Linked DNA regions of Homo sapiens: regions 2 and 3 are each linked to region 1. The links are chromatin contacts, found by Hi-C or POLR2A ChIA-PET in ENCODE. All regions are on one chromosome and are shown on one strand. The core of a region is the stretch at or near the end of the contact, and the rest is flanking DNA. Distances in the headings are between cores, read along the strand shown. Region 1 holds the start of IGFBP5 (insulin like growth factor binding protein 5). Region 2 holds the start of TNP1 (transition protein 1). Region 3 has its middle 64 kb from the start of TESHL.

Region 1 (4,096 bases), core at 1,399-3,898:
TTTTCTACAAGCAATTTTCTAAAGGTGATTGTGAACAGATCTAGACCTCCAGAATGGAGGGAAGGGGAAAATGGAATCAAGTAAGGCTCATAGGCATCCTCCATAATCCCGTATCCTGCAGTAACAACACCAACACCTTCCCACTCCATTGTCATATGTTAATTATGGACTCAGAAACAACACCCATCTGGCCAGTCCTCCATCTTTGGATGAAATTACTATAGACAATCCCAGGCTACTGAGAATTCTTCTTTCTCTCATGCCCTCTCGGGAAGCCTATCCCAGGGTCTCTTGGACAACAGCTCCAGTGTCTGAATCCCTTATAACCTAAGCCCATTTCTAAGTGGAGATAAAGAATGGCTGCTTAGCACACCAACACAGCACATGTATACATATGTAACAAACCTGCACATTGTGCACATGTACCCTAGAACTTAAAGTATTAAAAAAAAAAAAAAAGAATAGCTGCTTAACATTTACAGTCTTGCAGAGTAACCTCTCTCCATGGCCCCTGTACTGCTCTGCCCCAGGGTCCGGCTCCCACCACATTCTCCTCCCCCCTTCTCTCTACCCTTTTTATCTTTTCTGTGAATGATCCCCCCTCCTTTTACCTGTCTTCACATATTGTATTATCCAGCCATTGGAAGTCGGCTACACAAAAAGAGGTGTCACTAGAGGCCATCTCTCTCAGAATACAGGGTGACTGGAACGAGGCAACTCATGTTTCTTTGGAAGGAGTACCACAATTTCCCCCAATCATCTTAAAAGCTACCAGTGTGCCTGAGGCAGGCTGAGCTGCTAAGGGTGTGCAGAAAGAAATAGGAGCAGGGAAGAGAACATACTGCACACATTCTGCTGCCACTCTTGTAGTCTGAACTTGACACAAATGACAAAATAACACATGATTTCCCTCACTTCTAAAATATTTCCACCAAAGTTTTGAATATTGATTTGTTCCTACCTTACCAAGCCCTCAGACTGAGAAAAGAAGAAATTAAGATGAGCCTTGCTGCTATTTTTTGTTTTAATCATTACACACAATGCTCCTCCCTCTCCCAGCCACCACGTGGCTAAACCCCCTTTGGCAATACAGGCAAAGACATAACTTTAGACGTTAACCTTGTTTTAAAATGTGCCTTTCGGCAAATAGATAAGTGAGAAGAGAGATCAGGATCTGGGGGTGTTAACGGCATAAAGTGAGATGCTCCTGAACTGAACGAGCAAGAAAAAATATTTTCTTGAAAGCAGTCCTCCAGAAAGAATTCTTATCATAGATAAGGGTGCAGTCTAGTGGCAAACTTCATGAAATGCAGCCCCTTCTCCAAAGGAAAGTTAGAATACTTCTCAAGGGAGGAAGCACAATGTAAAAGGTGTAACAGCCCACACCAAGTCCACCCAGCAGGGGCAGTGACATTGGTCATTTCTCTCTGACTTGCCTGTGAGGCTCATGGCTCACTCAGGTCAATTTCAGAAAAAGCTAAAACCACCACCTTCCTATTTCAAGGCCTTAGTTTTCTTTCATTTTATTAAAGAGGTTCTAGTGGCATGATTCGGTTCCTGGTCAGGACCTCTTCCAAGCAGGTCCTGTGGCCCTGTCAGCTCATATTCCTGGGATGTGCCTATAAGCACCAACTAACCTGTCAACCTATCACAAGGTCTCCTCCAGCTACTCTGCCACCCACTCCCTCCAGGGATGTGGCCCTGCCCAATAGAAATACCTCTGCAAAGTGACAGAGAGGGAAGTGTCACTCCAATCCACCTTTCTTCCCTCTAAGAACCCCACACACAAGGACACTTTAGGCCACCATGCAAGGTTTTCAGACTTAGCATTTCCTCCAAAGTGTCCATCTCTGCAACTCACTGCTCTCAATAATGCTGTTGTATGAATGTCCATTCCTGCAGATACACAACACACACACATACACACACACACACAGAGAGAGAGAAAGAGAGAGAGAACCTCCCTGGCCAACGCAGCTGAAGGCAACTGGTCACCTCTTCATCATGAGTACTGAAACCCCCTGATTAAATCCTCTTCTCCAGACTTTTAGGGGAGAAATTCAATTTTTTCTTCTTTTTTAAATTTAGCTCACCAGACATCACTGGCCATTCTACACTACCTGTCCCCCAAACACACACACACACACACCCCACATGGAAACAGACACCAGCATACAGTCAATTGCAGAAGCTTAGGAAGATTTCTTGGGCACGGTATATCCAGTTGGCTAATAAGAAAATACGTCTCCCTTCAGCCTGTGCCTTGACTACTTAAAGGATAGGAGGGAAGGGGAGACGAAGTTACTCTCCTCATTGTGTTCACCCTGCTCCGAAGAACTCTGTCTTCCACTGGCCCCTCCACCTCCTCCCCATTCTCGGTAGCCCCAGCCTGTCCCCCTTGCCCCTTTCTTACATTCCGGGGGGAGGAGGGCGCTGTTCAGAGGGGAGGAGGGCGCTGTTCAGGGAGCGAAGGGGAGCCCCCTTGTGTCTAGAAGGCCTCTCCCCACCCCCACCCCGTGTGAGTTTGTACTGCAAAGCTCCTTGGCATCCTTGCCTGAGTTGGGTGTTGGGAAGCTCAAATTGCAGCTACAAACTGGCTGGCAGCCAGGGGCCGGCTATTTAAAAGCGCCTGCTCTCCCGGAGCCCCGTAGTCTCTTTGGAAACTTCTGCAGGGGAAAAGAGCTAGGAAAGAGCTGCAAAGCAGTGTGGGCTTTTTCCCTTTTTTGCTCCTTTTCATTACCCCTCCTCCGTTTTCACCCTTCTCCGGACTTCGCGTAGAACCTGCGAATTTCGAAGAGGAGGTGGCAAAGTGGGAGAAAAGAGGTGTTAGGGTTTGGGGTTTTTTTGTTTTTGTTTTTGTTTTTTAATTTCTTGATTTCAACATTTTCTCCCACCCTCTCGGCTGCAGCCAACGCCTCTTACCTGTTCTGCGGCGCCGCGCACCGCTGGCAGCTGAGGGTTAGAAAGCGGGGTGTATTTTAGATTTTAAGCAAAAATTTTAAAGATAAATCCATTTTTCTCTCCCACCCCCAACGCCATCTCCACTGCATCCGATCTCATTATTTCGGTGGTTGCTTGGGGGTGAACAATTTTGTGGCTTTTTTTCCCCTATAATTCTGACCCGCTCAGGCTTGAGGGTTTCTCCGGCCTCCGCTCACTGCGTGCACCTGGCGCTGCCCTGCTTCCCCCAACCTGTTGCAAGGCTTTAATTCTTGCAACTGGGACCTGCTCGCAGGCACCCCAGCCCTCCACCTCTCTCTACATTTTTGCAAGTGTCTGGGGGAGGGCACCTGCTCTACCTGCCAGAAATTTTAAAACAAAAACAAAAACAAAAAAATCTCCGGGGGCCCTCTTGGCCCCTTTATCCCTGCACTCTCGCTCTCCTGCCCCACCCCGAGGTAAAGGGGGCGACTAAGAGAAGATGGTGTTGCTCACCGCGGTCCTCCTGCTGCTGGCCGCCTATGCGGGGCCGGCCCAGAGCCTGGGCTCCTTCGTGCACTGCGAGCCCTGCGACGAGAAAGCCCTCTCCATGTGCCCCCCCAGCCCCCTGGGCTGCGAGCTGGTCAAGGAGCCGGGCTGCGGCTGCTGCATGACCTGCGCCCTGGCCGAGGGGCAGTCGTGCGGCGTCTACACCGAGCGCTGCGCCCAGGGGCTGCGCTGCCTCCCCCGGCAGGACGAGGAGAAGCCGCTGCACGCCCTGCTGCACGGCCGCGGGGTTTGCCTCAACGAAAAGAGCTACCGCGAGCAAGTCAAGATCGGTGAGCGCGCTCAGTGTGCCAGTCAGTTACGCGGCGCACGGGCGGGGGACACGAGACCGGCTGGGCCCGCGCGCTTTGCGCAGCAAGTGGCTTCGAGCTGGGGTGCAGCTCGGGAGTAGTCGGGGAGGGTCCTTGCACCCCGGAATTGGAGCCCTGGAGGATCCTGCTACCCGGGGGAACTGTCTAGCCGAGTCTATCCCAGCTTTCGCTCTTTCTCCTTCCTCCTACCCACACGTTGCCCGCCCCCTCCCCCTACTCTGTCCGAATACTGATTCTGAGCTCTTATTCGGTCACAAGGTCCAAATCCCCTGGTACCCTATCTACAGTCTGAAAGAGTG
Region 2 (4,022 bases), core at 449-2,948, 160 kb before region 1:
AGGCCAAGGTGGGCAGATCACCTGAGATCAGGAGTTCAAGACTAGCCTGGCCAACATGGCGAAACGCTGTCTGTACTAAAAATACAAAAATTAGCTAGGCATGGTGGCACACGCCTGTAATCCCAGCTACTCAGAAGGCTGAGGCAGGAGAATTGCTGGAACACAGGAGGCAGATGTTGCAGTGAACCAAGATTGTGCCACTGCACTCCAGCCTGAGCAAAAGAGAAGACTCGGTCTCAAAAAAAAAAAAAGAAAGAAACATTTTCAAAAGCAAAGCATTTACTATGAGGTGTAATGGAGGAAAAAGGAAAGGCTGGATGACTTATACACCAATAATCATTCAATATATCTATTTGTAAGTGTCAAAGGCACTTCAAAGCTGGTATGTCTTATACCAAGTACATGATCATCACTCTCCCCATGTCTGGCCTTTATCCCCATGAATGGCACCAGCATCCAGATAACTGCATTATACAGAAACAAAAGCCACACCCTTGACACCATCTGCTTTCACCTCCCAAATTCAATCCGTCACCAAGCCTTGGTCTCTTGTCTACTTTAGATCTCAATCAACACCTTTCCTGGCCAGACCTAAACCATCATCAAATCTTTCTCTCTGCTGAACCATTGATGTTGACAGTAGCATCTCCCTTTACACAGCTCCTCCAGTCAATACATCACCCACTTGGCACCCTCTAATCTCACATGCCATCCTCTTAACATTTTTAAAGGCTTCCCAATGTACTTGATCATGGTTTGATCTCTGTCTCTCCCTCCAGCCTCATCCTGTACCATGTAGGGAGTTTCCCTCTGCCCTTCTCCAGCCAAAATGACTCCGTAAGTACTTACTCACTGATTTATGTAGACATCTGATGAATGGCTTTCTCCCCAGTGGGCTGAGAGTTCCATGAGCACAGTATCTACGTGTGTTTATCCTCCACTAATTTTCTACCACCTAAATGTATGGCATATGCTATGTGATCAATATCTGTGACTGAATTTTAAAAAATGATTAGGTTAATTGTTCTGAACCAGAGCCATTTTTTCCCTCACTTCCCCAGCCTCCCAAAGAAACAGGTGGCAATGTTTGGGAATATTTTGGGTTGTCATAGCTGCCAGGCTTCTCTGGTGTCCAGTGGGTAATGGCCAGGGATGTTGCCAAACATCCTAGGGTGCACAAGACAGCCCACTGAAAGTTACCCTGCCCATTGTGTCAACAGTGCCAAGACTGAGAAATCCTGACCTAGATGAAAAAGAAGGAATATTTCTATTTTGATCATATTGAATTGGGTTCTGTAGAGTCAAGTCCTTACAGAAATAAATTTATTATCTCTGGATGCTGTGAGAGACTTAAACAGTCATGCATACACACACACTCAATGACTGTTACATTTCCTACAGGCAGGAGAAGCATATCTGAATGGTCTCTTGTACTCATCCAATGCCTGGCACAGGGCTGGGATTCAGTTTCTCAATAACACCTCTCTGGGAAAGCCTCACTTAACATAAAAAGGACCTCAAAACTGAGGGCAGCCCTTGAGCTGCACGAAAAGGACCACCTTATTTCACAAATGTGACCAAAGTGCAGCAAAGGTGAGTGACAGCACAGTAGAGCCCCGCCCACCTGCTGAGCCATGCCCCTTCCCTGTCACAATGGCCAAGGCCTTAAATACCCAGACTCCTGGCCCCCGGGCCTTGCAAAGCCCCTCATTTTGGCAGAACTTACCATGTCGACCAGCCGCAAATTAAAGAGTCATGGCATGAGGAGGAGCAAGAGCCGATCTCCTCACAAGGGAGTCAAGAGAGGTGGCAGCAAAAGAAAATACCGTAAGGGCAACCTGAAAAGTAGGAAACGGGGCGATGACGGTGAGTGAGGGATGGGGAGGAGATTGCCAAACTTAGGCACACATTGCTGCCAGGCCCTCCCTCTTGGAGGCAGCTCTCACAGGACCCTGAAATCTTGGCCTGAGATTATTTCCAATAACTAAATGCAGATTTGAGCAACAAGAGTCTTGATGGGAATGTTCTAATTCGTGTCTCTGTTGCAAACCTGTCCTTTCCCACAGCCAATCGCAATTACCGCTCCCACTTGTGAGCCCCCAGCGGGCTCTGCCCTGGTGCGCTTCACACAGCACCAAGCAGCAACAAGAACAGCAGAAGGGGAACTGCCAAGGAGACCTGATGTTAGATCAAAGCCAGAGAGGAGCCTATGGAATGTGGATCAAATGCCAGTTGTGACGAAATGAGGAATGTATATGTTGGCTGTTTTTCCCCAACATCTCAATAAAACTTTGAAAGCAGAAATGTTTACTTTGATCTTTTGGTTGGAAAGACTTGAGTTCCTGAGCTAGGTGGGTTTGGGGAAGAATTGGCCAGTATGAAACCATTAAATGTGACTTGGAAAATATCAAAAGTAATTTGTCCTCCAATTCCCTCCCACCACCGTGGGAGGTGGTCCTACTCTGGCCACACACTATTGCCGTATTTGTCTTCATCCCAGTGTGCTGTCTCTCTCCTCAACATGGAAAGGGAGAAGAGATAAAAAAGGGAGAAATGCATTCATTAGCATTAACCAAAGGATTCAAGCTGTTTTTGTTAGAGCTTAAACCAAAGGATGCAAGCTGTTTTCGTCAGAGCTTATAGCATAGAGGTGTTGAAAGCTAAACTAAATCTAAAGACTTGGCCCGGAGATAGAGATCACCTGGAGGAGCTCTTAGAAGCTCTTAATTCATTGATCATATGGGCAGTATTAGCAGGCTAAGAGATGGGAACACCTTCTGAACAGAGACCAACATGTTCTTTGTAAAGGATCCTATTGGTAACAGTGGAAGTGATGAGAGTTTAGATTTCTTTAGGTTATTTTGGTAGCTATGTTGGGCTTGAGGTGGGCAAGACTGAAGAGTGGGATATTGCCTCGTAGCATGCCATAAGCCTTAGTCCAGTGTGCCTAGAAGTAGGAATTGTCTCAATCTGAGTATTGATCATTTGACAGAGAGAGAGAGAGAGAACTGACTTTAGGGATAGAGCTGGTTCTGCTCATTTAGGAAATTCCTAAGCCCTCACTTTACCTTGTCCCTGAGTTGTAACACAATTTATGATGTCTCTGGTCAAGGATATGACATTCACCCACTCAGAGGTGGATCGTATTTTTCTTGTTTCCTGTTGCCTCAGAGGTAGCTCCAGGGTAGAAATGAGACTCATATTTAAACTCAAGAACCAACCACCCACGTGGTTTCTGGGGAAGTAACCAGGAAAGGGTATAAGCAGGAAGGAATGAGGGGGCATGAGGTTAGACACGAAGTTTCCAGCAGTCAGGGGTGTGAGACATGGGAAGAGGACACTATTAAGTCTGAGCCTCATGCAAATGTGTGGGTACCAGGATGTTGGTCCTATAAGGGGTGGCAAGGGGTGTTCCTGTGGGTCAGAATCTAGAAATGCAATAAAAAAAAGCATGTTCATTTTTCAGATAAGTTATTTCACTTGTTGGGGTAAAATATTTCAAGTCCTCACTCTTCCATAACCCTAAGAATGAGCATGCTGATTCAGAGCTGTTTTCAAGTTCATGTGAAAAACATCTCTCCTTACCATCAGGCACACAGATACTTCAAAGTTTTCCATTGTCAGTTTCCCTTTTTGTTAAATGGAGGATAGGGATAGGGAAAATGCTTCATAACCCTCATCCTCCATGGTTGTGTATATTTTACCTCCTAAATGTGACTTTTGTTTGTCTTTGCTTCTCTAACCAAACTCAGATTAGTCTCAAATAATCCTATATGTGTCCGTAGTGTCACTGAACGAAGCTCTAACTTCTTAGAAGTTTGCACACATATCTGATCTGGATTCCCTCCTTCAAATCTCTGAAAGAACTCATCAGCCATGGCTCTCACCCTGCTCTCATGCCTCCTGGGACTTCCTCTGCCTCTGTATAAAATATAAACACACTTTGCAACACATGAAATCTAGAAAATAAATCCAAAAAGTAAAAATTGTTTAATTATTTTAATGTGCTTTTGCTGCTCTTG
Region 3 (4,605 bases), core at 1,973-4,472, 240 kb before region 1:
CGAGCTGGAGATAAGGAGATGAAGCAGGGCTTAAATTCTGCCGATCTCCACTGTTCCCTATGATCTCACAGCAGGCACTTCCATCATCTACTGTGTATCTAGGTATCTGAGGTGGAACCCCTTCAGCTATGCTGCCCTGGAGCTTCTGGAAGGCAGACCTTGCTTATTCACCTGGGGATTCCCTGCAGGGCTCTGCACAGTGACCAGCACACACAAAACTCTCAAGGGAATCTCCTACATGAGTGAAGCGCAGGATTCAGCTAGATCACAGGACCTAGCTGAGGTCACAACCTGACTTCTCTAGTGGCAGGCAGTGCCAGTATCTGCCAGAAAGAAGGGAGTGGAGGCTGCTCCACAGAGATAAATAATACAGTCTGGGAGCGAGAGAAGAGTGGGTGTGTCGGGGCCAAGAATGCTGTCTGGGCAATTTCAGACAACAGCTTGGGCGCCTGGAGACAGGGCAGGGTGGATGTGTCGTTGTGTCCTAGGACATGTTGAAAGTCACACAGGCTTAGCAGAAAATGCCTAATGCACCATCAGCCCCCAGGGACTACTCTGCTGGCTGGTGGAAGGAAGGGAGATGGATCTAACTATTTATATTACAGCCAGCTCAGAAGAGACGTACAGTGTACACTTGATGGAAGCGTAACAGATATTAGACATCTCTCACCCTCACCTTTGGTTACTTTTGGGTTTCCTGCTACCTCCCTTGTTCTTGGAGGAAAATTTCTTAAGTGGGTTTCTAGAAGAGGTTTCAGAAGAATCACACAACATGATGTGCTCCTCCCTCAAATGGGCCTCTTCTCCTATCTGTCTTCATTGTGTCTCTGCCCCCCGGCTGTCTCCCCATCTCTGCCCATCCATAGCCTTCCCTATCCTCCAGACCCATCTCAAATCCTGCCTGCCCCTGGAGCCCTCCTCCATACCCTCAGCCGAAAGCAGCCCTTCTTTTCATGCTACCATCCTCACAGAAGGCCATGGTGTTTCAAACCATGGAATGTCCTTCTAAGAGTGTGTTTGGACACAGCCATGTGACCCCAGTTGAGCTCAGGCAAGCAGAAGCATCCATTCTCAGAGCCAAAGAGGACGTAGGACACATCACTTCCACACTCTACTTTCATACATGAGCCACCTGAGGCCAAAAGTGGAGAAATGACGACCAAGGCCACAGAGCTGACAGGTGGTAGAGGCAGAATTGGAATCTAGTCTTGGGAGTTTGGGTGATATGTGGTGTGCTTGTTAAAGCTCAGCTCTGGAGTCAGGCGGGCCATTCACAAATCCTGTCCCAGCACCAACTAGCTGAGCAACTTTGGGCAAACAATTTAGTCTCCCTGTGTCTCCCCTTCCTCTTCTTTTCTGTAGAATGTGGATGATAACAGTATCTCCATTCAAGGGTTTTGTTGTTGTTGTTGTTGTTGTTGTTGATTAAAAGAAAGAACCTATTTATGGAGTTCTTTACCTGTGCCAGAAAACCGAGCTCTCTGTAAAAAGAACTGAGTAGGCTGGGCACAGTGGCTCACAGCTGTAATCCCAGCACTTTGGGAGGCTGAGGTGGGAAGATCACTTGAGGTCAGGAGTTCAAGACCAGCCTGGTCAACATGGTGAACACTTGTCTCTACTAAAAATACAAAAATTAGCCAGCCATGTTGGCACAACCTGTAATCCCAGTTACTTGGGATGCTGAGACATGAGAATCACTTGAACCTGGGAGGTGGAGGTTGCAGTAAGCCAAGATCGCACCACTGTACTCAAAAAACAAAAAAAAAAAACAAAGAAAGAAAAGAGAGAGAGAGAGAGAAAAAGAAGAGGAAGAAGAGGAAGAAAAGAAAGGAAGGAAGGAAGGAACTGAGTAAAGAGTTTTGTAAAATGTTATTTCAATTAATGGGTTACTACTATTCCCCAAGTTCCCCTAATGTTTTAGAATTGCCCAATATGGCACCCACCAGCCACATGTGGCTATTTAAATTTAAATGACTCAGAATTAAATGAACAACTGAGTTCTTCAGTGGCACTAACCCCATTATAAGCATCCAGTAGCTGCCTGCAGCTAGTGGCTTCTTATTGGACAATGCAGATACAGGACATTTTCCACCACTGCAGAGCCTCCTGTTGGATAGTACAGGTTTAGAATCTAGGAGTCCGGAGGAGTCCTGGAAAAGTAGAAGCAGCTTATCTTTGGGCTCCTTTAAACAAACCCTTTTCTTTTCCTTCTCTTCAGGGCTGCCTCTGGCTTCTTGATTTGGATTGAAAACATGTACGTTCCTGAAGGAAAGGCCTGGAGACTGTGCTGGCTGCACCTGCTCCTGTGGGATGGGGCTCTAGGAAGGAGGACAGACAGAGCAGGAGAGGCTTGAGTCTCAGTAAGAGGGTCTGGGACCACCCTTACTGCTGTCATCACCCTGGCCAGTCTCCTAGAGAAGCAAGGCTTCTAAAGAGGAGAGAAGATAAACAACCTAGCACATTCAACCAATCTGCCCAGACAGCATCCTGGTGTTTTCAGCAGCAGGAAAGGAATGTGCGAGGACCCAGGAATTGCCACACTCCCTTCCAAATAGTAAGGGGGATGGAGAGTGCAGGGGGAAGAACCATCTGTGACCTGGAAAGTAGCCCTGGGGCACTGGAGCTTTCACCTTGGCCTTCTCTAGGCAGAAATTGATCCACTGGCAGACCTTGGCCTCTGCTCCAAGCTAACAGTATTGTTTTCGACACAGCAAGGCCAATGGGTGTTAAGCTGAGGTTTTCACTAAGTGCAGAAAGGGACTCCTTAAACCTGTGGCTCTCTGGCTAGGGATACGTTATGCCAAGAAACAGACCCCTTTGGCCCTCCTATTAACACTGTGGCTACCTTAAGGGTCCTACCTCTAACTTGGGCCCCTCCCTTTCCTAGGGATAGCCAGAAGGACTCTCTTTTTCAAACTCTGCAATGGCTAAAACAAAATAAAGAAAAGGGAGTGGCAGAGAGAACATGGGGAGGGAAAGGGGGAAGGGAGCCAGGAAGACGAAGGAAAGAAGAAAGAAAGGGAAGCAGGCTGGATGATGAAGGGACAGGGGGAGGAGAGGGAGAGCAGGGAACTTTGGGAACAGAACGTCCCAAATTGCAGAGGGTAACATGGCTGGCCGACACGCCCCTCCCAGCCCAGCCTCACACCATCTGCTGGGCTGACTCGCCCCTGGTGGCAGCTGGTCAGTGGGACCCAGCATGGACTTACCGAGAAAGCTGGGGGAAGAGGCCGAGGGGGTAGCTTTCCTTCCTCCCTGTGCTCTTGGAATGTTCATCCCATCCCTTCCTGCCAGAACTTGAGGTTCTGAGATGCAGTGGTCTCCCAGACCAGACAGAACAGGGGCCGGGAGGACTGGTGCTCTGCTCAGCCAGCCCTCACACCATCAGAGCTGCTCAACACACTCTCTAGAAATCCCAACACAGCGTCAAGCAAGCAGGGAGGGGGATGCTGACAGAGAGGGGAGCAGTCGGACAGAGAATTGGAGAAATGTGCTGTGGGGTCCCAGCTCTTTCGTAGCCTATTGAGGATGAAAAGATGACCTTGGAACCCATGTATCTGAGCCTACCCAACCTCTTTCATGCCGCCTGTGTTTACTGGTGGTTTTTCCAAAACAAAACGCAGTCGCTTCTCTGGTCACCTTGCCAATGCCTCACAGCCTTCTTGGCTGCTGAGATCTTTCTGTGCCTCAGCAGACAGTCAGGTTATGTACAGGAAGGCTGCTTCTCCAACCTTTCTCAGCTCTCTCGACCTCTCGCAGAATTCAGTTTTGTTCTTTTACAAATTTAATTAAAAAAAAAAAAAAAAAAGGCTGAGACCCAGAAAAGGAAGATGACCAGGTGAGGAACACAAAGCTTGGGGTACCAGGCCAGGGAACCTGGGAGTCTGCATTCCAGTCTGGCACTTCCTCCTCCATGCCTCCCATTCCCCACTAAATGAGAAACAAATGAAGTTAACAGTCCCACACTCTACCGTGTAACGCAACAGGGTCTCAGACCTCCACCATCTCTTCTTAGATGCCTTTATCTTTTCTGTTACAGCTGGACATTTCCTCTTTATCTCTAAATGACCCAAAGCGGGTCTTGCCGGCTGCTTGGTGTAATCATTTGAGATCCCTGCCTCCCAGGGCTATTGAGAAGCTACGGATAGATTAGGGGGTGAAGGTTTCACGGACTATCCCGTCATGGCCCCTGGGAGGTACAGTCCTATGAGTACAAGGTCCAGGGACTGCCAGTGGCTCCCATTCATTCACCACCCCCAGCAGAGACCTGCTGATGAAAATCACTACGCAGGGCCCTCGAAGTTTCCTGGAAATGGCTGAGGCCACAGGCCTGCTTAATGGGAAGACACCATTTCCAATTTCCAAACAAATGAATTCACAGCTCAATTGCACTGCCTGGATGGTTCCAAATTCCTCCTGCTGAGCCTGATTTCCCTCCTACTTTATTTTTTTAATTATTAAAAATATAGGCCATCTGCCATCCACGTAGGAGGAAGGAGACGGCTGGAGGGCCAAAAACAGATCCTACGTGATGCCAGGCCCATAATGCTCATCTCTGCCAAGCAGCCTCAACTATCCAATCCCAGAAAATGCCTGGAAGAGTCA

Evidence for each region. A loop is a pair of places that touch in the nucleus more often than their neighbours do. ChIA-PET counts read pairs that join two places held with the same protein, here RNA polymerase II (POLR2A). Pooled maps may share reads with other maps.
Region 2: a loop to region 1 is called in a map of ovary, with 4 times the contacts of the local background. The contact joins the promoter of TNP1 here to the promoter of IGFBP5 in region 1. A Hi-C loop is called at or near these places in 9 of 168 maps with a recorded cell type or tissue (Right ventricle myocardium inferior, Right ventricle myocardium superior, dorsolateral prefrontal cortex and 3 more) and 11 of 50 pooled maps. POLR2A ChIA-PET finds 5 or more read pairs at or near these places in 1 of 52 experiments (PC-3).
Region 3: a pooled map shows a loop between it and region 1 (2.4-fold over the local background). The contact joins the enhancer-like site here to the promoter of IGFBP5 in region 1. A Hi-C loop is called at or near these places in 2 of 168 maps with a recorded cell type or tissue (K562 and ovary) and 8 of 50 pooled maps. POLR2A ChIA-PET finds 5 or more read pairs at or near these places in 5 of 52 experiments (AG04450, H1, IMR-90 and 1 more).

Annotation. Positions count from the first base shown.
Region 1 is chr2:216,694,101-216,698,196 of GRCh38, reverse strand. IGFBP5 (insulin like growth factor binding protein 5) reads left to right here and starts at 2,648. Exons shown (of 4, transcript NM_000599.4): 1 at 2,648-3,758. The coding sequence starts at 3,422. It overlaps IGFBP-AS1 (IGFBP5 antisense RNA 1), which reads right to left and starts at 3,751. Exons shown (of 6, transcript NR_187138.1): 1 at 3,436-3,751.
Region 2 is chr2:216,857,740-216,861,761 of GRCh38, reverse strand. TNP1 (transition protein 1) reads left to right here and starts at 1,698. Exons shown (of 2, transcript NM_003284.4): 1 at 1,698-1,866; 2 at 2,067-2,304. The coding sequence starts at 1,728. The coding sequence ends at 2,095. It overlaps LOC124906118 (a long non-coding RNA gene), which reads left to right. Exons shown (of 3, transcript XR_007088082.1): 2 at 780-837; 3 at 1,402-1,508. It overlaps LOC124907979 (a long non-coding RNA gene), which reads right to left. Exons shown (of 2, transcript XR_007088084.1): 2 at 3,985-4,022.
Region 3 is chr2:216,932,864-216,937,468 of GRCh38, reverse strand. No RefSeq gene overlaps it. Among named protein-coding and RNA genes, the nearest start is that of TESHL, 64 kb to the right of the region's middle. Within about 2 kb of position 3,222, at least 2 of the 41 ENCODE cell types and tissues checked have a DNase peak (open chromatin) inside an H3K27ac peak, as active enhancers do; they include ovary, where a contact is called at or near this core.